Regions from separate parts of the Homo sapiens genome. Here region 2 is linked to region 1. A link is an interaction called in ENCODE POLR2A ChIA-PET data of the cell type or tissue named here. Cell type or tissue: PC-3. All regions are shown on one strand. Each heading gives the region's core, and the rest is flanking DNA. Links, peaks and the distances in the headings are about the cores only.

Region 1 (12,088 bases), core at 5,234-10,233:
CCGGGTTCAAGTGATTCTCCTGCCTCAGCCTCCCAAGTAACTGAGATTACAGGCATGTGCCGCCACGCCCGGCTAATTTTTTTGTATTTTTAGTAGAGACGGGGTTTCACCATGTTGGTCAAGCTGGTCTTGAACTCCTGACCTCAAATGATCCACCCGCCTCAGCCTCCCAAAGTGCTGGAACTACAGGTGTGAGCCACCATGCCCGGCCTATGACATTTTATATTAGGGATTTGAGCACATTCTGATTTTGGTACCACATGGGGTCCTAGAACCAATCCCCTGGGGATACCGAGGGATGGCTGGACATAGATTTGTATACACATGTGTATCCACGTCTAGGCTACTTTTCTAGGAGTTGAATGACTGGATTGAAACTTTAGAACTGGCACAGCCGCTAAAAGTCAAGCAGGTGTTTTATAGGGATTTCATTAACTTTGCAGACTTCTGGAAGAATTGACATGTTAATGACAAGCCTTCCTTTCTAAGAACAGGGTTTGTCCTGTTTGTTCAGGAATTCCTTTGTGTCCACAGCTTTTCATCCAGATCTTGCAGACTTCATAACTTGATTCCTAAGTATTTAGTCCCTTCATTACTAATATAAATGGGATGTTTTCTTGATTTCTAAACCATGGTCCTTTGCCTATGGAGAGATGCTCCATTTGTATTGGCTGTGATTTTGTAAACTGTGTTTTTTGAATCTAACCAACTTGTTGAATTCCTTTTTTTTTTTTTTTTTGGAGATGGAGTCTCACTCTGTCACCCAAGCTGCAGTGCAGTGGCGCGATCTCTGCTCACTGCAACCTCCATCTTTGGGTTCAAGGGATTCTCTTGCCTCAGCCTCCTGAGTAGCTGAGATTACAGGCATGGGCCATCACACCCAGCTAATGTTTGTATTTTTAGTAGAGATGGGGTTTCACCATGTTGGCCAGGCTGGTCTTGAACTCCTGACCTCGGGTGATCCGCTTGCCTCAGCCTCCCAAAGTGCTAGGATTACAGGTGTGAACCACCGCGCCTGGCCTGAATTTCCTTGTTTTTAATCCCACTTTTTCAGTGGTCACATTTTCAGGTATACGATCCTTCACCAAGAACAACTTGAGGATGTATTTTGGTGTAAGAATTAGAAACCTTGTCTTTTCTTTTTAGAGACAGGGTCTTGTTCTTTCACCCAGACTGGACTGCAGTGATGCGATCATAGCTCACTGCAGCCTCGAACTCCTTCGCTCCAGAGATCCCCCAACCTCAGTCTCTGGAGTAGCTGGGACTACAAGTATGTACCATCACGCCTAACTAATTTTTATTTTTATTTTTAGTAAAGATGAGTTCTTGCTATGTTGCCCAGGCTGGTCTCAAACTCCTGGGCTCCAATGATCGTCCCTCCTCATCCTTCCAAAGTGCTGGGATTACAGGTGTAAGCCACCGTGCCTGGCTTCTTTTTTTTTCCTTTTAATATATGATTATTTTTTGTAAAGATGGCGTCTCACTCTGTTGCCCAGGCTGGTCTCCAGTGATTTCAATTCTTGTAAGTATAAAGCAGATGTGGAAGTGCTGGGTCATTTGGTGGTTCTATTTTTAATGTTTTGAGGAACCACCATACCATAGTTCATAGTGGAAGGCTGTTTTTTAAATGAAATAAACATGTAAGGCTGAGGTGCCCATCTACTTCCCTAGAAAAACCACAGTAAGGACATTGCCACGTCTCCTTTCTGCCCCTGTTTTTTGGCTGTTACCACATCTGCATGTCCATCAATTTAGTATTTCTTTCTTTTTATCTCTATTTACTTTTTTTTTTTTTTTGAGATGGAGTCTCTGTTGCCTAGGCTGGAGTGCAATGGCGCAATCTTGGTTCGCTGCAACCTCCGCCTCCTGGGTTCAAGTGATTCTCCTGCCTCAGCCTCCTTAGTAGCTGGGATTACAGGCACGCACCACCACGCCCAGCTGTTTTTTTTTTTTTTCTTTTGAAACAGAGTTACCTTCTCGTTGCCCAGGCTGGACTGCAATGGCAGGATCTCGGCTCACCACAACCTCTGCCTCCTGGGTTCAAGCGATTCTCCTGCCTCAGCCTCCTGAGTAGCTGGGATTACAGGCATGCGCCACCACGCCCAGCTAATTTTGTATTTTTAGGAGAGACAGGGTTTCTCCATGTTGGTCAGGCTGGTCTCGAACTCCCAACCTCAGGTGATCCACCTACCTTGGCCTCCCAAAGTGCTGGGATTACAGGCGTGAGCCACCATGCCTGGCCACACCCAGCTGATTTTTGTATTTTTAGTAGAGATGGGGTATCATCATGTTGGCCAGGCTCGTCTCGAACTCCTGACCTCAAGTGATCCTCCCACCTCGGCCTCCCAAAGTGCTGGGATTACAGGTGTGAGCCACCGCGCATGGCCTATTTTTATTTTTTTTTACAAAGTCTTGGCCGGGTGCGGCGGCTCACACCTATAATCCTAGCACTTTGGGAGGCCAAGACAGGCGAATCACCTGAGTTTGGAGTTCAAGACTAGCCTGGCCAACATGGAGAAACCCCGTCTCTACTAAAAATACAAAATTAGCTGGGCATGGTGGCACATGCCTGTAATTCCAGCTACTAGGGAAGCTGAGGCAGGAGAATCACTTGAACCCGGGAGGTGGAGGTTGCGGTGAGCTAAGATCATGCCACTGCACTCCAGCCTGGGCAACAAGAGCAAAACTCCATCTCAAAAAAAAAAAAGGAGTCTCACTCCATCGCCCAGGCTGGAGTTCAGTGGCGCAGTATTGGTTCATGGCAACCTCTGCCTCCCGGGTTCAAGGGATTGCCATGCCTCAGCCTCCCGAGCAGCTGGGATTACAGATGCCTGCCACCACACCTGGCTAATTTTTGTATTTGTAGTAGACAACAGGGGTTTCGCTATGTTGGCCAGGCTGGTCTCGAACTCCTGACCTCAAGGGATCCGCCCACCTTGGCCTCCCAATGTGCTGGGATTACAGACGTGATCCACTGTGCCCAGCAGAAACAGGACCTTTAGAGAGAAAATTAAACCCAGGTGTGGTGGCTTATGCCTGTAATCCCAGCACGTTGGGAGGCCGTGGCAGGCAAACCACTTGAGATCAGGAGTTTGAGACCAGCCTGGCCAACTTGGTGAAACCCCGTCTCTACTAGAAATACAAAAATACAAAAATTAGCCAGGTGTGGTGGCACATGCCTGTAGACCCAGCTACTCGGGAGGCTGAGGCAGGAGAATCACTGGAACCCAGGAGGTGGAGGTTGCCATTAGCTGAGATTGCACCACTGCACTCCAGCCTGGACTACAGAGTGAGACTTCACCTTTAAAAAAAATAATTAAAAAAAAAAAGTTTAAATGAGGTCATTAGGGTGGGCCCTAATCCAATATGACTGATGTCCTTAGAAGAAGAGATTGGGACATAGACACACACAGAGGAGGCCACGTGAGGACCGAGGGAGAAGGTGCCCCCACCTCAGAAGAAACCAACCCTGCCGACACTGTGATCTTGGACTTCCAGCCTCCAGAACTGAGAAAATAAATGTGTGCTGTTTAAGCCTCCTAGTCTGTGATATTTTGTTGTGAAAATGTGAGAAAAAGTAACTAATGTTAAGCTGGGTTTGCTCAATTCTGCTTTCCAGCGTAATTTCACAAAGCCCCTGACTCTGAGACACGTGAGACACGTCTGCGCAGCTCTACAGAACAAGGCTTTGAAGACAAAACAGGACAGAGCACAGGGCACACCATGTCCCTTGCCCGAGTCACTATATTCCTTAAATGAGTCTGGGCACGGTGGTTCATGCCTGTGATCCCAGCATTTTGGGAGACCAGGGCAAGGGCATCACCTTAGCCTGGGGAGGTTGAGGCTGCAGTGAGCTGTGATCGTGCCACTGCACTCCAGCCTGGGTGACAGAGAAAGACCCTGTCTCAAAAAAAAAAAAAAAAAAAAAAAGGCGTGCCAGGTGCGGTGGCTCATGCCTGTAATCCCAGCACTTTGGGAGGCCCAGGCAGGCGGATCACCTGAGGTCGGGAGTTCGAGACTACCCTGACCAATATGGAGAAACCCCCGTCTCTACTAAAAATACAAAATTAGCCGGGTGTGGTGGTGTGCATGCCTGTAATCCCAGCTACTCAGGAGGCTGAGGCGGGAGAACCGCTTGAACCCAGGAGGCGGAGGTTGCAGTGAGCTGAGATCGCACCACTGCACTCCAGCCTGGGCAATAGAGCAAGACTCCGTCCCCCAAAAAAAAAAGAAAAAAGAAAAAAAGGACCTGGGCCGGGCACGGGTGGGTCACACCTGTAATCCCAGCACTTTGGGAGGCCAAGGTGGGCGGATCACAAGGTCGGGAGATCAAGACCATCCTGGCTAACACGGTGAAACCCCATCTCGACTAAACATACAAAAATTAGCTGGGCGTGGTGGCGGGTGCCTGTAGTCCCAGCTACTCAGGAGGCTGAGGCAGGAGAATGGCGTGAACCCAGGAGGCGGAGCTTGCAGTGAGCCGAGATTGTGCCACTGCCCTCCAGCCTGGGCAACAGAGTGAGACTCCATCTCAAAAAAAAAAAAAAAAAAAAGGACCTGGTTCAAACCTTTTCCTACACATAAAATAACATCTAATGGGGTCAGGGTATTATGCTTCTGTAATCTATAACCAGATGTACTCTTGCACCCAAACCTTGATGTGGCTCACACCTGTGTAATCCCAGCACTTGGCTCATGGCAGCCTCACCTCCTGGGCTCCAGCGATTCTCCTGCCTCAGCCTCCTGAGTAGCTGGGATTACAGACATGCACCAACATGCTCAGGTAATTTTTGTATTTTTAATAGAGATGGGTTTTCACCACGTTTTCCAGGCTGGTCTTGATCTCCTGACCTCAGGTCATCTGCCTGCCTTGGCCTCCCAAAGTGCTGGGATTACAGACGTGAGCCACTGTGCTCAGCCTCTTTCTTTTTTAGAGACAGGGTTTTTGCTCTGTCACCCAGGCCAGAGTGTAATGGCACAATCATAGCTCACTGCAGCCTTGACCTCCTGGGCTCAAGCAATCCTCCTACCTCAGCCTCCCAGGTAGCTGGGACTACAGGCGTGCATTACCACACCCAGCAATTTTTTGTGTGTAGTGATGGGGTCTCAATGATGTTGCCTAGTCTGGTCTTGAACTCCTGGGCTCAAGAAATCTTTCTGCCTTGGCCTCCAAAACTGCTGGGATTATAGGCACGAACCACAGTGCCCAGCCAAGAAATATATTTATATGTTACATCTCACATATATTACATAAATGCATATTATATATTAATACATGTCCAAAAATAATATTTCCTTTCTTGGTGCCTTCTTTCCAAAGCATTCCTCATTAACAGGTTCTGATTCTTTCTTTCCAGGAAATGATTTGCATATATCTGCATATCTATGTGCTGTTGAAGATTTACACAAATTGGTTCCTGTAATATATGCCATTTTATATATCGCTTCCTCTTTTTTTTTTTTTTTTTTTTGAGATGGAGTCTTGCTCTGTCGCCCAGGCTGGAGTGCAATGGCGATTCTCCTGCCTCAGCCTCCCAAGTAGCTGGGATTACAGGCACCCACCACCATGGCCAGATTTTTTTTTTTTTTTTTTTGTATTTTTAGTAGAGACGGCATCTCACCATGTTGGCCAGGGGCTGGTCTTGAACTCCTAACCTCAGGTGATCCACCCACCTCGGCCTCCCGATTACAGGTGCCCAGCCTGTTTCCCTATAACATCTTTACTACCACGGGGTGATATCGAATTTTTGAAGCTTTGCCCAATCTGCTGGGTTGTTTGGATTTTGTGTTGCTCAGAGTACATTTGAGTAAGCTTGTAAAAATGTTTATCAGTCCTTTGGACCAGCTTCATATTTTCACCAATATAGCCAGGCCACCCTCCTGAAAGGCCACAGCGGCGTGCCTCTCTTTCCTGCTCTCCAGCTAATGTTTTCCCTTCCACTTGGCTCTCTACAGGCTTCTAGAATAATTTTTTCCACAAGAAAAGTTGGTGATATTCCAAACACTTGAGTGGCCTCCTCACTCACAACTCAGAGGATAAAAAAGCATAAACTTTTTTTTCCTGTCTTCTTATTTATTTTTCTCAGGGCATTCTCCCTTACAAGTTATTTTTTGTTTTGTTGCGTGTGTGTGTGTGCGTGTGTGTGTTTTTGAGACAGGGTCTCTCTCTGTTACCCAGGCTGAAGTACAGTCGCATGATCATGGCTCAACCTCCTGGGCTGAAGCTGTTCTCCCACCTCAGCCTCCTGAGTATCTGGGACTACAGGCACACAGAACTATGCCCAGCTGATTAAAAAAAAAAAATTTTTTTAAGGGCCGGGCGCAGTGGCTCACACCTGTAATCCCAGCACCTTGGGAGGCCGAGGTGGGCCCCCGTCTCTACTAAACCGTCTACTAAAAACACAAAAATTAGCACGGCGTGGTGGTGGTCATCTGTAATCCCAGCTACTCGGGAGGCTGAGGCAGGAGAATCACTAGAACCCGGAAGGCAGAGGTTGCAGTGAGCCGCGATTGCGCCGCTGCACTCCAGCCTGGGCGACAGAGTGAGACTCCATCTCAAAAAAAAAAAAAAAAGTTGTTTTTTAGAGATGGGGGGTCTCACTATGTGTTGCCCAGGCTGGTCGAATTCCAGGGCTGAAGTGATCCTTCTGCCTCAGTCTCCCAAAGTTCTGGGATTACAGGCGCGGGCCACCACACCCAGCTAATTTTTGTATTTTTAGTAAAGACGGGGTTTCGCCATATTGCCCAGGCTGGTCTCGAACTCCTGACTTCAAGAGATCTGCCCATCTTGGCCTCTCAAAGTGCTGGGATTACAGGCGTGAGCCACTGCGTCCGACATTGTCAAACGTTTTTTGTTCATTATCACCCTTCTTAGGAGAAAACCCGAATTATCCTAAAATTGAATTTACATCAACTAAATTAATTTCAATTTAATTACATTTAATATCTCCCTAAAGGCAGAAACTAAATACTTAGGGATAAATGCTGTCTGATAGAGCTGGCTTTGGAAGACCACAATATCTAAGATTTTTTTCCTCCCTGAGGACCAGTTTTTTCCCCTGGGGAGTCATCATGAATCACTTCGACTGAGGACGGTTGTGCTTAGAGCAAGGAGCTGAGCAATAAACAAGTAAATGCACAAAATTATACCGGAAAGCCAAGAATGCTACAAAGAAAAGAAGAGGGAGTGGCTGAGGGGAGGCCACTTGGCATCTGAATCATTGGGATCGGGAAAGAAGACAAGGAACAGTTTAAGCAAAAGGATTGTTTTCCCCGAACTTTGGTTTCTTTTTTCTTTCTTTTTCTTTTTTTCTTTTTTAGAGACAGGGGTCTCACTATGTTGCCCAGGCTTGTCTCAAACTCCTGGCCTCAAGCCATCCCCACGCCTTGGTCTCCCAAAGTGCGGGATTACAGGCAGGCGCCACTGCACCCAGTCTGAGCCTCAGTTTCTTCAGCTGTAAAATGGAAGTAATATCCTCCTCACCATGCTTCATATACAATAAGCACTCAATAAGTGAGCTTTATGATTATTATTATTTATTTTAATTTTACTTATTTTTCTGAGACGGAGTCTCACTCTGCAGCCCCAGGCTGGAGTGCAGTGGTGCGATCTCGGCTCACTGCAGCCTCCGCCTCCTGGGTTCAAGCGATTCTCCCGCCTCAGCCTCCCGAGTAGCTGGGATTACAGGTGCCCACCACCACGCCTGGCTAATTTTTTTTTTTTTTTTTTTTTTGAGACGGTGTCTCGCTCTGTCGCCAGGCTGGAGTGCAGTGGCGCGATCTCGGCTCACTGCAACCTCCGCCTCCCGGGTTCAAGCGATTCTCCTGCCTCAGCCTCCCGAGTAGCTGGAACTGCAGGCACGCACTACCACGCCCAGTTAATTTTTGTGTTTTTAGTAGTGACGGGGTTTCGCCACGTTGGCCAAGCTGGTCTCGAACTCCTTACCTCAGGTGATCCGCCCGCCTCGACCTCCCAAAGTGCGAGGATTACAGGCTTGAGCCACCTCGCCTGGCCTATTTTAATTTTAAAGGTTAATAGGACCAGCCCTGAAATCAGCCTCTGCCCCCGCTGGCCCTACTCTGGTACCAGCAGCGCCCAGTAGCATACACAGCCGCGTGCGCCTCCACCTCCGTCCGCAGGTGTCGCTGTGGGTGCCGCGGCTGGGCCCCTCTAGGCGGCGACGGCGGCACCGGAAGTCTCGTTTTCGCCCGCTTCCGCTCTCTGGCCGGGCTTGGGCTGCGTGGAGAATACTTTTTGCGATGCCTACTGGAGACTTTGAGTGAGTCGGCGATCGCGGAAAGGGGCACGGGAAGCGGTTGGGGTGCTCTGGGAAGTATTATGGGGCCTGGGTACGCCGAGGCTGCGGGAGCCGGGCCTGGCTGACTTAATCTTCGTTCCCCACACATTTGTTTCCGCAGTTCGAAGCCCAGTTGGGCCGACCAGGTGGAGGAGGAGGGGGAGGACGGTAAGTGTACACGGTCGCCCGGGGTATTCGCGGCCAGGCCCAAGCCGTGTGACTGCCGCCTGCTTCCATCTCCCAGTCTGGCACCGTGTACCCCGTCACGGTCTGCCCCTGCCCCGCGCCATCCTCCTTGGGACCCGCCTGTTGCCAACTCCAGGTGTTCCCCGGCGGGTCCCTCTTCCTCCCATGCCACTGCCTCCCAGCTGTTCCCCTCCAGGGAGGAAGTTGTAATCTCCCGTCTCCTGTTTCTCTACTGGCGCCTGGTTGGCTTCATGGCCTGGCACCCACCTTCCTACGAGGGATCTCCCATCCTTGCCACTCCGAGTCCCCACAGGGCCATCCCAGTGCGTTGCCTGGCCAGCCCTCTGCCCTTGGCCTGCCTTTCTCCGCTTTTGCTGTAGGCGTCATCCCAAAAGCCCTTCCATCGCAGCTGGGGAGCTCCTGCCCCTGGAGCTGACTCCTCCTTCCTACGCTGCCTTTTGCAGACAAATGTGTCACCAGCGAGCTCCTCAAGGGGATCCCTCTGGCCACAGGTGACACCAGCCCAGAGCCAGAGCTACTGCCGGGAGGTGAGTGAGGACTGCCGGGAGGTGAGTGAGGACTGCCACTCGGTGTCCGGGCTGCCTCTCCCTCCAGCCCTGCCGCTCCTGATCCCCATGACCCAGGGCTCAGTCTTTCTCTGTTTTTCCCCTTCTGCCAGCTCCACTGCCGCCTCCCAAGGAGGTCATCAACGGAAACATAAAGACAGTGACAGAGTACAAGATAGATGAGGATGGCAAGAAGTTCAAGGTGAGGGTGGGGGGTGCAGGGAGTGGGGACCCTTGTGCTTGGGGGCCCATAGACCGGAATGGGGTGGGGTGTGTTGAGGAGGTTGATAAAGGAGATCCCTTGGTCCCAGGAGCCTGACCCTTCTCCCCTCCCATCCTCAGATTGTCCGCACCTTCAGGATTGAGACCCGGAAGGCTTCAAAGGCTGTCGCAAGGAGGAAGGTGAGGCTCTTCTTCCCCAGGGCTAACCTAGAGGAATTGGAAAACCGTGCTCCCGGACTTTGTGTTTAGAGATGGGGCTTAACTCTTTTTTTTTTTTTTTTTTGAGACAGAGTGTTGCTCTGTCCCCCAGGCTGAAGTGCAGTGGCACGATCTCGACTCACTGCAACCTCCGCCTCCTGGGTTCAAGTGATTCTCCTGCCTCAGCCTCCCGAGTAGCTGGGGTTACAGGCATGTGCCACCACGCCAGCTAATTTTTGTACTTTTAGTAGAGACGGGGTTTTGCCATGTTGGCCAGGCTGGTCTCGAACTCCTGACCTCACATGATCTGCGCACCTAGGCCTCCCAAAGTGTTGGGATTACAGGTGTGAGCCATCGCACCCGGCCAGGCTTACCTCTTTGTACCTATTTTGTTGAAGCTGAACTGAGGCCTGGGGTGCTTGCACTGTCTTGGGGCCCTGAAAAGTCCAAGGCACAGCAGTCGATAAATAGCAACTAAATAAATGATGATAAATATCTAATCAAAGTTCGATGATAGATATCAAATTATATTAATAAATATCAAATAACATCGATTGTAAATATCGAATAAAAATTAGATTCTTTTAATTTTTTTAAAGACACAGTGTCCAGTTCTGTTGCCCAGGCTGGAGTACAGTGGCACGATCATAGCTTACTGCAGCCTTGAACTCCCAGGCTCAAGCCATCCTCCCACCCCACCCTCCTGAGTAGCTGAGATTACAGGTGTGCACTGCCACACCGGCTAATTTTAATTGTTTGTAGAGATGGGGTTTCACTATGTTGCCCAGGCTGGTCTCCAGCTCCTGGGCTTGAGAGATCTCCCACCTTCGCCTCTCAAAGTGCTGGGATTACAGGAGGGAGCCACTGCGCCCAGCCACGGTTAGATTCTTATTCCTCTTGGCCTGTCAACCTGCAGGAACGGAAGCAGGAGGTGGTCGCAGCAGTTTTTGGAAGAAGCGTTAGCAATAAGTATACTTAGAACAGCTTGCTGTGCACTTAATTGTAACATACCCCATGCCAAGCACCTTGCACGAAGTGTTTCTCATTCAGTCTCCTTAGGAGCCCAGGGAGGCAGGAAGCTTTTGTGGTTCCCGTTTTATAAGGGAGGAAGCTGAGGCTCAGGTTGTCTAGCTCAAGGGCCCGGAGGTCTAGGTGGACCCCTGCACATCCCTGAGTATTGCGCCCTGGTGGGAGCTGGTCCGCCAGACTGCGCAGGCCCCACGCTGTGTAGCTGTCACCTGGACCCGGAGGCTGACAGCTGCCCTGCCTCCTGGAGCTCAGGCCTGGCGTGTACTCAGGAAACAACTGTCGCCAGGACTGTTCAGGGAGTGCTTGAGGAGGATGAAGATGGGGTTTGAGGCCCAGACACTCTGGGGGTGGCTGTTGTAGGTCTAGGGCACCCCACTGTGGAACCCAGCCTGCCCCTGCCCTCAACTGTCCCCCATCCCTCCCTGAGCCCAGAACTGGAAGAAGTTCGGGAACTCAGAGTTTGACCCCCCCGGACCCAATGTGGCCACCACCACTGTCAGTGACGATGTCTCTATGACGTTCATCACCAGCAAAGAGGTAAGCGGGGCAATCAGGTGGGGCTGGCATCCTGGGGTGGGGCAAAGGGGGTGCCTTAGCCGCCTCTGAGCTCCCCCCAACCCGCCCCTGCCAGGACCTGAACTGCCAGGAGGAGGAGGACCCTATGAACAAACTCAAGGGCCAGAAGATCGTGTCCTGCCGCATCTGCAAGGGCGACCACTGGACCACCCGCTGCCCCTACAAGGATACGCTGGGGCCCATGCAGAAGGAGCTGGCCGAGCAGCTGGGCCTGTCTACTGGCGAGAAGGAGAAGCTGCCGGGAGGTGTGGGGGTGGGAGGGTCCTGCTGTCAGTGCACGGGTTCTGTCCCCACTGCTGCCTTCGTGCTGTCATCTCCCGCACGACAGTGCAGCGGGTTTGATGGTGCCAGACTCTCCTCGGGGCGTCTGTGCCTTCCTAATTGGCTGTACCTCCTATGGTTGGGAGACGGGCGTCTCCCATATATGTGCGACTTGGCAGCTGTGACTTTGCTGGTGGCCCTGTGACTGTCCTGATGAGCTGCTGTCTGTCGGCCCCAGGGTGCTGACCACCCCACATCGTGTGTGCGCACTGTGTGTATAGTGTCTCCGTTGCATGCCTGTGGCTGTACCGTCCGAATTCTTTGGTGGGATTTGCTGGTGGCGAGTGTGAGAGTGCAGACGTGCACTTGTCGCCTGCCACGCGAGGGGGACCTGGGCGCTGTTCCTGTTGTGTGTCCCATGTCTGCCGTTGCTGTGCATGTGAGGCTGCTGCCCCTGTTGTCCTCCCGCCCTCTCTGGGGTGGGGTCGGGGCTCCTCCTCCTCCTCCTCCACCAGTGTCGCTGGCTGGGAGCTCAAATGGTGTCAGCTTCTCAGGTGTCACCTTGGTGTCCTCGTGGCCAACTGGCTGCCTGTGGTTTGGCACACAGTGCCTGCGCTGGCTCAACACTGAAGCCCGAGCTTCCTGGGGCGGCTCTGTCCCCACGCCTGCGCCACAGTGAGGTTGAACTTGACTGTCTTTTGGTCCCCAGAGCTAGAGCCGGTGCAGGCCACGCAGAACAAGACAGGGAAGTAT
Region 2 (13,175 bases), core at 1-5,000, 360 kb before region 1:
CCCATCGCATTTTTATATGTAGGGCATCTTTCTCCCCGTAGGCAAGCCACACAGTTGTCCTTCAGTTTCAGCTGCCTTGGAAGACAAGCAGCTAATTCCTAGTCACATCTCCTAGGGCTCCCCAAGGTCATTTTTTTTTTTTTTTGAGATGGAGTTTTGCCCTTGTGGCCCAGGCTGAAGTGCGATGGCGGGATCTCAGCTCACTGCGACCTCTGCCTCCTAGGTTCAAGTGATTCTCCTGCCTCAGCCTCCCGAGTAGCTGGGATTACAGGCATGTGCCACCACGCCTGGCTAGTTTTGTATTTCAGTAGGATTTCTCCATGTTGGTGAGGCTGATCTCAACTCCTGACCTCAGGTGATCCGCCCACCTCGGCCTCCCAAAGTGCTGGGATTACAGGCGTGAGCCACCATGCCCGGCCTACTTTTTTTTTTCAAGACGGAGTTTTGCAACCTCCTCCTCCAGGGTTCAAGCGATTCTCCTGCCTCAGCCTCTCGAGTCTCTAGGATTACAGCTGCGCACCACCACACCCAGCTAATTTTTGTATTTTTAGTAGAAACAGTGTTTCACCATATTGGCCAGGCTGGTCTCGAACTCCTGACCTCAAGTGATCCACCCACCTTGGCCTCCCACAGTGCTGGGATTATAGGCATGAGCCACCACGTGCAGCCTGGTAAATTTAGACACAACCAAAGGTATCACCCTTTTCCTTCCTCAATAGTTCTTCTCTTTCAAGTTTTTCTTTTTTTTTCCCAGAGACAAGGTCTTGCTCTGTTGCCCCGGCTGAAGTGGAGGGATAGTAGCTCACTTCAGCGTTGAATTCCTGGGCTCAAGTGATCCTCCCACCTCAGCCTCCTCAGTAACTGGGACTACAGACATGTGCCACTATGCCCAGCTAATTTTTGTATTTTTTATAGAAATGAGGTTTTGCCTTATTGCCCAGGCTGGTCTTGAACTCCTGGGCTCAAGGGATCCCCTGACTCGGCCTCCCAAAGTGCTGGGATTACAGGTGTGTGTCACCTTGCCTTGTAATGTAGTATTATTTACTTAGGAATGAGTTAAGTACTGGAAACCTGAAATGCTGAAATTGGGCAGAATTGTCAAGACTGTTGACGTTAGAATGATCATGATAACATTTCACAGCAGACCACTTTAGTTGTATAATTTAAAATTCATGGCTGGGCGCAGTGGCTCACGCCTGTAATCCCAGCTCTTTGGGAGGCCGAGACGGGCGGATCACAAGGTCAGGAGATCGAGACCATCCTGGCTAACACGGTGAAACCCCGTCTCTACTAAAAATACAAAAAAAAAAAAAAATTAGCCGGGCGCAGTGGCTGGCGCCTGTAGTCCCAGCTACTTGGGAGACTGAGGCAGGAAAATGGCGTAAACCCAGGAGGCAGAGCTTGCAGTGAGCCAAGATCGCGCCACTGCACCCCAGCCTGGGCTACTGAGCGAGACACCGTCTCAAAAAATAATAATAATAAATAAATAAATAGATAAAATTCATAGGCTGGGCCAGGTGTGGTGGCTCCTGCCTATAATCCCAACAGTTTGGGAGGCCAAGGTAGGTGGATTGTTTAAGCTCAGGAGTTGGGAGGCCAGCCTGGACAGCGTAGTGTGACCCTGTCTCTACTAAAAAATACAAAAATTATCTGGGGGTGCTGGTGCACGCCTGTAATCCCAGCTACTCAGGAGGCTGAGGCACGAGAATCACTTGAACTCGAGAGGCAGAGGTTGTGGTGAGCCAAGATCGCGCCGCTGCACTCCAGCCTGGGCAGCAGAGTAAGACTCTGTCTCAAAAATAAAAATAATAAATAAGTAAAATTCACAGGCTGTCCAGGTACAATGGCTCATGCCAGTAATCACAACTCTTTGGGAGGCTGAGGCGGGAGGTGACTTGAGCCCAGGAGTTTGAGGCTGCACTGAGCTATGACTGCACCACTGCACTCTAGCCTGGGTGACACAGCAATACCCCTGACTCTAAAATAAAATAAGGCTGGGTGTGGTGGCTCACGCCTGTAATCCCAGCACTTTGGGAGGCTGAGGCAGGCGGATCACCTGAGGTCAGGAGTTCAAGACCAGCCTGGCCAACATGGTGAAACACTGTCTCTACTAAAAATACAAAAATTAGCTGCCCGTGGTGGCATGTGCCTGTAATCCCAGCTACTCGGGAGGCTGAGGCAGGAGAATCGCTTGAACCCGGGAGGTATAGCTCTGGGATGAATACCCTCAGGGCAGAGTCAGGAAGTTCCATCTAAAAGGCAGACAGCACCCTCTTGTGGGCCTCTGGGTGAAAGAGGCCCAGAGAAAGAAAGTTAGAAAAGGAACTATTTCCAGAGAAAGAAAGTTAGAAAAGGAACAAGATTGGATGAGCTCCTGGCTTGTTCCTATTTTTAAAAGTAGCATTCTCCGGGCCAGGTGGGGTGGCTCACGCCTGTAATCGCAGCAATTTGGGAGGCCCAGATGGGTAGATCACCTAAGCTCGGGAGTTCTAGACTAGCCTGACTAACATGGAGAAACCCTGTCTCTACTAAAAATACAAAATTAGCCGGGCGTGGTGGCACATGCCTGTAATCCTAGCTACTCGGGAGGCTGAGGAAGGAGAACCGCTTGAACCCGGGAGGTGGAGGTTGTGGTAAGCCGAGATCTTAACCACTGCACTCCAGCATGGGCAACAAGAGCAAACATCTGTTTCATTCTTCAAAACTTTGGACCAAATGATATTTCTTATAAATCAAATAAAAGTGCACATGCTTTGAGGGAGTTCCCTATTTAAAGGACTCGCCCTCCTGCAAGCACCAGCACCCTATCCACTGCTCAGGGTTGTAACTAATTTTATGGCGCAAACTTTTTTTTTTTTTTTTTTGAGACAGAGTCTCGCTTTGTTGCCCAGGCTGGAGCGCAGTGGTGTGATCTTGGCTCACTGCAACCTCTGCCTCCTGGGTTCGAGCGATTCTCCTGCCTCAGCCTTCCAAGTAGCTGGGACTACAGGCATGTGCCACCATGTCCCGCTAATTTTTGTATATTTAAGTAGTGGCAAGATTTCACCATATTGGTCAGGGTGGTCTTGAACTCCTGACCTCGTGATCTGCCCGCCTCAGCCTCCCAAAGTGCTGAGATTACAGGCGTGAGCCACCGCGCCCGGCCTGTGGTGCCACCTTTTATTTATTTATATTTATTTTATTTATTTTATTTTTTTTGAGACGGAGTCTGGCTCTGTCACCCAGTTTGGGGTGCAGTGGCGCAATCTCGGCTCACTGCAAACTCCGCCTCCCGGGTTCACGCCATTCTCCTGCCTCAGCCTCCCGAGTAGCTGGGACTACAGGCGCCTGCCACTACGCCGGGCTAATTTTTTGTATTTTTAGTAGAGTTGGGGTTTCACCGTGTTAGCCAAGATGGTCTTGATCTCCTGACCTCGTGATCCGCCCGCCTCGGCCTCTCAAAGCGCTGGGATTACAGGCGTGAGCCACCGCGCCCGGCCGGTGCCACCTTTTAAAGCAGGAACACTCTTTTTAGACTACATGTCCCAGGATCCTCCGGGATTAAGCAATTATCTTGATAAGGGTGGTAAGAAAAGGAAACCGAATCTCCTAGTGCCAACTTCAGTTGCCTCAGCCTTCATTTACGCTCAGCTTCAGGGGCCTGAAAGACTAATAATTACATTACCCAAGAAGTTGGTTTATTTTTCCCTCAAGTCTCAACTATCCTACATGGGGTCTCTTTTATTTCTACCCTACATCCGTCTACTCCTCACATGTCATCCTACCTGGCCGTCTCTCAGTTTATTTTTTTATTTTTATTTATTTTTTCGAGACAGAGTGACTCTGTTGTCCAGGCTGGAGGGCTATGGCCAGATCAAGGCTCACTACTACAGGCATGACCTCCCAGTTTTAAGTGATCCTCCCACCTCAGTCTTTCAAGTAGCTGGGACCACAGGTGTACGCCACCAAGCAGGCTATGTTGCCCAGGCTGGTCTTGAACTCCTGACCTCAAGAGTTTCTCCTGCCTCAGCCTCCCAAAGGGCTGGGATTATAGGCATAAGCCAAAGCACCTGTCCCCCTTCACTCAGTTATTTTATTTTTTATTTTTTTTGAGATGGAGTCTCGCTCTTTCTCCCAGGCCGGATTGCAGTGCCGCTATCTCGGCTCACTGCAAGCTCCGCCTCCCAGGTTCATGCCAGTCTCCTGCCTCAGCCTCCCGAGTAGCTGGGACTACAGGTGCCCGCCACCGCGCCCGGCTAATTTTTTGTATTTTTAGTAGAGACGGGGTTTCACCGTGTTAGCCAGGATGGTCTCGATCTCCTGACCTCATGATCCGCCCTCCTCGGCCTCCCAAAGTGCTGGGATTACAGGCGTGAGCCACGGCACCTGGCCTTTCACTCGATTAATCTTTATGAATATTTTAAGTTTCCCTTTCTTTTTTTTGAGACGGAGTCTCGCTCTGTCGCCCAGGCTGGAGTGCAGTGGCGCGATCTCAGCTCACTGCAAGCTCCGCCTCCCAGGTTCACGCCATTCTGCTTCAGCCTCCCGAGTAGCTGGGACTACAGGCATCAGCCACCTCGCTCAGCTAATTTTTTGTATTTTTTTTTTAGTAGAGACGGGGTTTCACCATGTTGGCCAGGATGGTTTCGATCTCCTGACCTCCTGATCTGCCCTCCTTGGCCTCCCAAAGTGCTGGGATTACAGGCATGAGCCACCCCCCAGCCTCTTTTTTTTTTTTTTTTTTTTTTTTTTTTTTTTGAGACAGAGTTTCGCTCTTGTTACCCAGGCTGGAGTGCAATGGTGTGATCTTGGCTCACTGCAACCTCTGCCTCCCCGGTTCAAGCAATTCTCCTGCCTCAGCCTCCCGAGTAGCTGGGATTACAGGCATGCACCACCACGCCTGGCTAATTTTGTATTTTTAGTAGTGACGGGGTTTCTCCATGTTGGTCAGGTTGGTCTCGAACTTCTGACCTCAGGTGATCTGCCCACCTCGGCCTCCCAAAGTGCTGGGATTACAGGCGTGAACCACCGTGCCTGGCCCTTAAGTTTCCTTTTTTTTTTTTTTTTTTTTTTTTGAGACGGAGTCTCGCTCTGTCGCCCAGGCTGGAGTGCAGTGGCGCGATCTCGGCTCACTGCAAGCTCCGCCTCCCGGGTTCACGCCATTCTCCTGCCTCAGCCTCCCAAGTAGCTGGGACTACAGGCGCCCGCCACTACGCCCGGCTAATTTTTTGTATTTTTAGTAGAGACGGGGTTTCACCATTTTAGCCGGGATGGTCTCGATCTCCTGACCTCGTGATCCGCCCGCCTCAGCCTCCCAAAGTGCTGGGATTACAGGTGTGAGTGAGCCACCGCACCTGACATTTTTTTTAAAATGTAAATCTGTGTGGAAGTGTCTCAAAAATTAATATTGCCTCAGTGAATGAAATAATCAGAGACTTGTTTTGTCTGCCTTAACTGAGTATATATAAAAGTTGTTTTAAAATTTTGTATTTGACCGGGCGCGGTGGCTCACACCTGTAATCCCAGCACTTTGGTAGGCCGAGGTGGGCGGATCACGAGGTCAGGAGATCGAGACCATCCTGGCTAACACGGTGAAACCCCGTCTCTACTAAAAATACAAAAAATTAGCCGGGCGTGGTGGCAGGCACCCATAGTCCCAGCTACTCGGGAGGCTGAGGCAGGAGAATGGCGTGAACCCGGGAGGCAAGAAAAAAAAATTGTTGTTGACTGGCAAATTCTTTTTATTTATTTATTCTTTTTGAGATGGAGTCTCACTCTGTTGCCCAGGCTGGAATGCAGTGGTGTGATCTCGGCTCACTGCAACCTCCACCTGCTGGGTTCAAGCGATTCTCCTACCTCAGCCTCCTGAGTATCTGGGATTACAGGCCCATACCGCCACTCCCGGCTAATTTTTGTATTTTTTAGTAGAGGCGGGTTTTCACCATGTTGGCCAGGCTGGTCTCGAACTCCTGATCTTATATGATAACCTCGGCCTCCCAAAGTTCTGGGATTATGGGCGTGAGCCACTGCGCCCGGCCCTAAATGATTTCTCATGTGGCATAGTGAGTTCCTTCATCAGCTAGTTTCGGTTTCTTCCCATCTTCATGGGGTGAGCTGAGTCTTTTGCCTTCCCGTCTGCTCAATTGGGGGCAAGGGAGCACAGGGGGGTCTTTGGGCCTTCTATCTATGGGTGCCACAGAAGCGTTTGCAGGGGTCGGCCTTAAACTGGAAAGGAGGAAGGGACTGATCTCAGAAAAAGGGGGGATGACAGATGCCTTCTGAGTGTGGGGAGGACAACGATAGGAAACACTCTGGAAACGGGGAACAGCACCAGGCCCCTTCTCGGGAAGAAGAAACAACGCTGGGGAGCCTTGAGGAAGGGGGGACGGCTCTGGCTCTGGGGTCTCCTCAGGAGGGGATAATGGCATGGGGGTCCCCGCCAGAAAGAGGGGATGATGTCCGGGTTTCCCGCGGGAAGAAAGGACAATGCGGTGCTGGCCATCAGGACAGGGTAGTGACAGCAGGGTCCCCTCAAGAAGGGCGGATGACGCCAGGATCCCCCTCAGGAAGTGAGGACGACTCTGGGGTCACTCAGAAAAAAAGGGATGACGCCAAGTGTCCCCTTCTGGAACGGGCGACTGGTGTCAGGATATTCTCAGGAAAAGAAGGACGACGCTGGGGTCTGCCGAAGAGACTAGGAACGACGCTGGGGCCACTCTCAAGACGTTGTGAGGCCTGGATCCCCTCAACCGCTTCGGGGTCCGGGGCTCCCGCTATCGCTCTAGCGCCTTTGGCTCCGCACGCCTCACTTCGCTCAGCTCTCGGCTTCCACCAGCGAGGCGACCGCGCCTCTCATTGGCTGCCTTTTCAAGTGATGACAATTACACCAGCCAATCGTAGTCGGGAAAAAAACTCCCGCTCGTTCTCGCCTCGCCTCCCCCCTCGTTCTGCGAGTGCGCTGGGTCCCTATTCTGCTGTAGCCCGCCCCCCCGCCCCTTAGCCCTACTCTAGGGGGCGCTCACGGGCTCCGACTCCCAGCCCTACCTCCTTCCCTGCCTATGCCTGTGACCCTTTTTATAATAATAGTACTTACTTAATAGGGCTGTTGTGAGCATTTACCTCGATGATTTACGTAAAACAAACAGTGCTTGTCACATAACAACCTCTCGGTAAACCTAAGCTATTGTTATTTGGATTTTACAATGGGGGAAACTGAGGCATGGTTTCCCCCCTTGGCCAGTAACCTGCCCAGACTAACCCAGCCATTAACTTGGCTGAGTTGGAGCCAAAATCCAGGAAAGCTGAATCTAGAATCTGTGTGCTTATCCACCACGTTTTTGTGCCTCCCAGATAATAAATACCAGATGTTTTTCATTTCCCCTGATTATAAAATAACTTTCTGATTATAAAAGTAATATAGACTGGGTGCAGTGACTCACGCCTGTAATCCCAACACTGAGGCAGGAGGATCGCTTGAGCCCAGGAGTTTGAGACCAGCTTGGGCGACATAGTGAGAACCCATCTTTACAAAAAGTTTTTTTAAGTAGCTGGGGGCAGGGGCAGGTGCCTGTCAGCTATTTGGGAGGCTGAGGCAGGAGGATTGCTTGAGCCTGAGAGGTCGAGACTGCAGTCAGCTGTGATTGCACCACTACACTCCAGTCTGGGTGACAAATGAGACCCTGTCCCAATCAATCGATCATCAATGAATGTAATATATGCTCATTGCAAAATGTTCAGAAAATGTCAAAGACTACACAAGACACAGATCTTTCTTTTTTAAAAAATTATTTTAGTATTTATTGATCATTCTTGGGTGTTTCTCGGAGAGGGGGATTTGGCAGGGTCATAGGACAATAGTGGAGAGAAGGTTAGCAGATAAACATATGAACAAAGGTCTCTGGTTTTCCTAGGCAGAGGACCCTGCGGCCTTCCGCAGTGTTTGAAGACACAGATCTTTCTTAATCCCACCACTGGAGACACTGTGAATATCTGGATGGGTAACTGCCTTTTCTCTGCATGTTACTTTTCAGTAGGATCATATAATACAGAATATTTTGAAACCTGCTGTTCTGACTGTGAATATCTCTGGCCATTTCAATAAACATAGATCCACCTGATTTTTTTTTTTTTTTTTTTTTTTTGGAGACGGAGTCTTGCTCTGTTGCCCAGGCTGGAGTGCAGTGGCACAATCTCGGCTCACTGCAACCTCGGCCTCCTGGGTTCAAGCAGTTCTCCTGCTTCAGCCTCCCGGGTAGCTGGGACTATAGGCGCATACTGCCACGCCCGTCTAATTTTTTGTATTTTAGTAGAGACAGGGTTTCACTGTGTTGCCCAGGCTGGTCTCGAACTCCTGAGCTCAGGCAATCCACGAGCCTCGGTCTCCAAAAGTGCTAGGATTACAGGCGTAAGTCACTGCGCCCAGCCCACTTGATCATTTTTAATGGTTGCATATTATTCCATCATATAGGTGAAAAGTAATTTAATAACTCCTTAATAGTGGTCACCTGGATTATTAATAATTCTTCACTATTCTGACCAAGGAGAATAGAGACATTTTTTACTTTAGATATTTGAGCATTTGCATCTTTGCATCTTTTTTTTTTTTTTTTTTTTAGACAGTCTCACTCTGTCACCCAGGCTGGAGGGCAACGGCACGATCTCGGCTCACTGCACCCTCCACCTCATGGGTTCAAGCGATTCTCCCACCTCAGCCTCTGGAGTAGCTGGGATTACAGGCACCCACCATCATGCCTGGCTAATTTTGTTATTTTTGTGGAGATGAGGTTGGTTTCACCATGTTGGCCAGGCTGGTCTTGAACTCCTGACCTCAGGTGATCCTCCCACCTTGGCCTCCCAAAGTACTGGGATTACACGCATGAGCCACCGTGCCTGGCCAAGCAGTTGCATCTTTAAAAAAATATTTTTTGGCCAGGCACGGTGGCTCATGCCTGTAATTCCAGCACTTTGGGAGGTCGAGGCGGGTGGATCATGAGGTCAGCAGCTCGAGACCAGCCTGGCCAAGATGGTGAAACCCTGTTTCTACTAAAAATACAAAAATTAGTCGGGCGTCATGGCGCATCCCTGTAGTCCCAGCTACCTGGGAGGCTGAGGCAGGGGAATTGCTTGAACCCGGAAGGCAGAGGTTGCGGTGAGCTGAGATCGTGCCATTGCACTCCAGCCTGGGCGACAAGAGCGAAACTCCGTCTAAAAAAAAAAAAAAATTTTTGGCCGGGCACTGTGGCTAACGCCTGTAATCCCAGCACTTTAGGAGGCCAAGGCGGGCGGATCACCTGGGGTCAGGAGTTCAAGACCAGCCAGGACAACATGGTGAAACCCCATCTCTACTAAAAATAAAAAAATTAGCCGGGCGTGGTGGTGGGTGCCTGCAGTCCCAGCTACTTGGGAGGCTGAGGCAGGAGAATCGCTTGAACCCGGGAGGCCGAGGTTGCAGTGAGCCAAGATCACACCATTGCACTCCAGCCTGGGCAACAAGAGTGAAACATTGTCTCAAAAAAAAAATTTTTTTTAGAAACATGTCTCAGGTCTAGGTGCGATGGTTGACACCTGTAATCCCAGCACTTTGGGGGGGCGAGGCAGGAGGATCGCTTGAGTCCAGGAGTTTGAGAACAGCCTGGGCAACATGGCGAGACTCCATCTCTACAAAAGAGCAAAAAAAAAAAAAAAAAAAAATTTAGCCTGGCATGGTGGCAGATGCTTCTAATACCAGCTACTTGGGAGGCTGAGTTGGGAGGATCACCTGAGCCTAAGGAGGTTGAGTCTGCAATTAGCCACTGCAGCCTGGAGCCTGGATAACAGAGTGAGATCTTGTCTCGAAAGAAAGAAAAGAAAGAAGGAAGGAAGGAAGGAAGGAAAGAAGGAAGGAAGGAAGGAGAGAAAGAAAGAAAGAAAGAAAAAGAAAGAAAGAAAGAAAGAAAGAAAGAAAGAAAGAAAGAAAGAAAGAAAGAAAGACAGACAGACATGTCTCACTATGTCACCCAGGCTGGTTTTGAATTCCTAGGCTTAAATGATCCTCCCACCTCAGCCTCCAAAAGTGCTGAGATTCCAGGCAAGAGCCACTGCGCCCAGCTGGTTATGTTTTTGATAAATATTGTCAGACCATTCCTGGAAAGCTGTATGTTCTAGCTTGCACGAACAGAAATGAGCTGTGAAAATGCTTTGCAAAAGAAAATAAAAAATAAATGTCTTATTTTGATTTGCATTGACTTTTTTTTGTTGTTGTTTGAGATGGAATTTCACTCTTGTTGCCCAGGCTGGAGTGCAGTGGCATGATCTCAGCTCACTGCAACCTCCACCTTCCAGGTTCAAGGGACTATCCTGCCTCAGCCTCCCGAGTAGCTGGGATTACAGGTGCCCGCCACCACGTCCAAAGTGCTGGGATTACAGGCGTGAGCCACCACACCTGGCCGGCACTGACACGTTTTTATGCTGTTAGAGAGGGAGAAATACTACCTACATCTCAAGATTTCGTGCACCTGAAATAACATAAAAGTATGGGGACAGCTATCACTGTTGAACAGGCACTGGGTGAAGCGAGGTCCTCGTCTTATTTCCTCGAATTTTCTCCATATTGTGCGATCTCATCCCAGCCCTCAGTTTCTTCAATTGCAAAATGGAACCAATGCTAGTCCATATCTCAAGAACAGCTGGAGAGTCAATGAGATAATCTTAAAAAGTTTAGCACAGGATAGAGCCCTCTAAAGTCTGGGAGAGGCGGAGCCATTTGCTCAAGACCAGTACCAGGAAGCCTGCAAGCCTTGATGTCAATTTCAGATAATGAACCGACTCCACTCCTTCCCCAGGTTCCCCTGGCCTCCTTCAGATTACGTGGCCTCCCTGCTGTGCCCCACTGCCCTTGTTCACCTTTGCTGGAAAAAAGGTGAATTCCCCACCCTGGAGAGCCAGCTGATGGTCATGTGTCATTGCCATTTTTTTTTTTTTTTTTTTTTTTGAGACAGAGTTTCACTCTTGTTGCCCAGGCTTGAGTGCAATGGCACAATCTCCACTCACTGCAACCTCTGCCTCCCGGGTTCAAGCGATTCTCCTGCCTCAGCTTCCTGAGTAGCTGGGACTACAGGTGTGTGCCACCATGCCTGGATAAGTTTTGGGGTTTTAGAGAGACGGGGTTTCTCCATGTTGGCCAGGTTGGTCTCGAACTCCTGACCTCAGGTGATCCACCGGCCTCGGCCTTCCAAAGTGCTGGGATTACAGGCGTGGGCCACCGCACCCGGCCATCACTGCCATTTTTGACCCATATTTTCAGTCTGTCCCAATACAGGAGGTGTTCCGAACATCACATCTGCCCTTTTTTTAAAAAAATTTTTTTTTTTTGAGACGGAGTCTTGCTGTCGCCCAGGCTGGAGTGCAGTGGCATGATCTCGGCTCACTGCAGGCTCCACCCCCCGGGGTTCACGCCACTCTCCTGCCTCAGCCTCCCGCGTAGCTGGGACTACAGGCGCCTGCCACCTTGCCTGGCTAATTTTTTGTATTTTTAGTAGAGATGGGGTTTCACCGTGTTAGCCAGGATGGTCTCGATCTCCTGACCTTGTGATCCGCCCGCCTCGGCCTCCCAAAGTGCTGGGATTACAGGTGTGAGCCACCGCGCCCGGCCTAAAAAAATTTTTTTATTTTCTTGAGACAAAGTCTCACTCTGTCACCCAGGCTGAAGTACAGGGGCATGATATCAGCTCATTGCAACCTCCACCTCCCGGGTTCAAGCGATTCTCCTGCCTCAGCCTCCCGAGTAGCTGGGATTACAGGTGCCCTCCGCCACGTCCAGCTAATTTTTGTATTTTCAGTAGAGACGGGGTTTCACCATATTGGTCAGGCTGGTCTTGATCTCCTGACCTCAGGTGATCCACCCGCCTCGGCCTCCCACAGTGCTGGGATTACAGGTGTGAGCCACCACACCTGGTCTTTTTTTTTTTTTTTTTTAGACGGAGTCTCGCTCTTTCGCCCAGGCTGGAGTGCAGTGGCTTGACCTCAGCTCACTGCAAGCTCCACCTCCCAGGTTCAAGCAATTCTCCTGCCTCAGCCTTCTGAGTAGCTGGTACAGGCATGTGCCACCACATTTGGCTAATCTTTTTGTATTTTTAGTTGAGACGCGGGTTTCACCATGTTGGTTGGGCTGGTCTCCAACTCCTGACCTCAAGTGATCTGCCTGCCTCGGCCTCCCAAAGTGTTGGGATTACAGGTGTGAGCCACCGCACCCAGCCCACCCTTTTACACTTGGGGAAACTGAGGCCTGGAAGGAGAAATCTCGTCTAAGGTCACCCACAGTCCACTGCAGGCTAGAATTAGTGCTGTCACCTCCTGACCCCCAGCCCAAAGCCCTTTTCCCGACTCTGCCTCCATTTGAAAGTCCCTGGGGAAAATGTCTGTGTCTCCTTTTCACTTCTTGCAAAGTTCAGATTCCCTGAAAACTTCTACCTATTTTTCGAGCTCTGCTTCTCTCCTCCCACTTTTCTAGGTTCTATCTTCTGTGAATCTTTACAGCTGTTGTCAAACAACTCTTTGTATAGCCTAAATATTTTCCATTAACTCTGGCTGAATTTTTAGAATTTAAGTCCAATACAGTAGCTTCTGGCCACCACTGTGGCCGGAAATTAAAACTGGCCACATTTCAAGGGCGCAATAGCCACATGTGACTAGTTGCTGACTTGTTGGATAGCACAGATAAAGAATATTCCTATTACCACAGAAAGTTTTACTGAGGCCGGGAACAGTGGCTCACACCTGATTTTAGGGTCAAAGTGCTAGTAATCCTAGCACTTTGGGAGGCTGGGGCAGGAGGATTGCTTGAGCCCAGGACTTCGAGGAGATCAGCTTGGGCATGTAACATGGTGAGACCCCATCTCTACACCTTTTTTTTTTTAAAGAAAGTTTTACTAGCCAAACCGTACTATAGAGCAACTGTTTAACTCTGTAACTGTCATTATCCCATTTTATTTAAATAATTAATTCTTTTTTTTTGAGATGGAGTTTCACTCTTGTTGCCCAGGCTGGAGTGCAATGTTGCGATCTTGGCTCACTGCAACCTCTGCCTCCCAGGTTCAAGTGATTCTCCTGCCTCAGACTCCCCAGTAGCTGGGATTATAGATCCCCGCCAGCACGCCTGGCTAATTTTTGTATTTTTAGTACAGACAAGGTTTCACCAAGTTGGCCAGGCTGGTCTCTAA

The links. Peaks named below come from ENCODE experiments on the same cell type or tissue, not always from the same donor. Only the 100,000 strongest peaks of a DNase experiment are listed, where the experiment ranks them.
Region 2: POLR2A ChIA-PET joins it to region 1 with 6 read pairs; 1 of 35 experiments calls an interaction of 5 or more read pairs at or near these places.

The regions. Positions count from the first base shown.
Region 1 is chr19:10,116,031-10,128,118 of GRCh38, reverse strand. It overlaps EIF3G (eukaryotic translation initiation factor 3 subunit G), which reads left to right and starts at 8,220. Exons shown (of 11, transcript NM_003755.5): 1 at 8,220-8,279; 2 at 8,419-8,465; 3 at 8,948-9,031; 4 at 9,163-9,251; 5 at 9,392-9,451; 6 at 10,931-11,035; 7 at 11,130-11,319; 8 at 12,045-12,088. The coding sequence starts at 8,260. RefSeq lists enhancers at 7,962-8,717, 8,718-9,474. In PC-3, for the core only: a CTCF peak has its summit at 8,136; DNase peaks (open chromatin) are centred at 7,108 and 8,148; H3K4me3 peaks cover 2,040 bases; H3K27ac peaks cover 2,302 bases.
Region 2 is chr19:10,472,840-10,486,014 of GRCh38, reverse strand. No RefSeq gene overlaps it. Among named protein-coding and RNA genes, the nearest start is that of KEAP1, 24 kb to the left of the region's middle. RefSeq lists an enhancer at 6,703-6,772. In PC-3, for the core only: a CTCF peak has its summit at 2,292 (motif pointing left); a DNase peak (open chromatin) is centred at 2,254.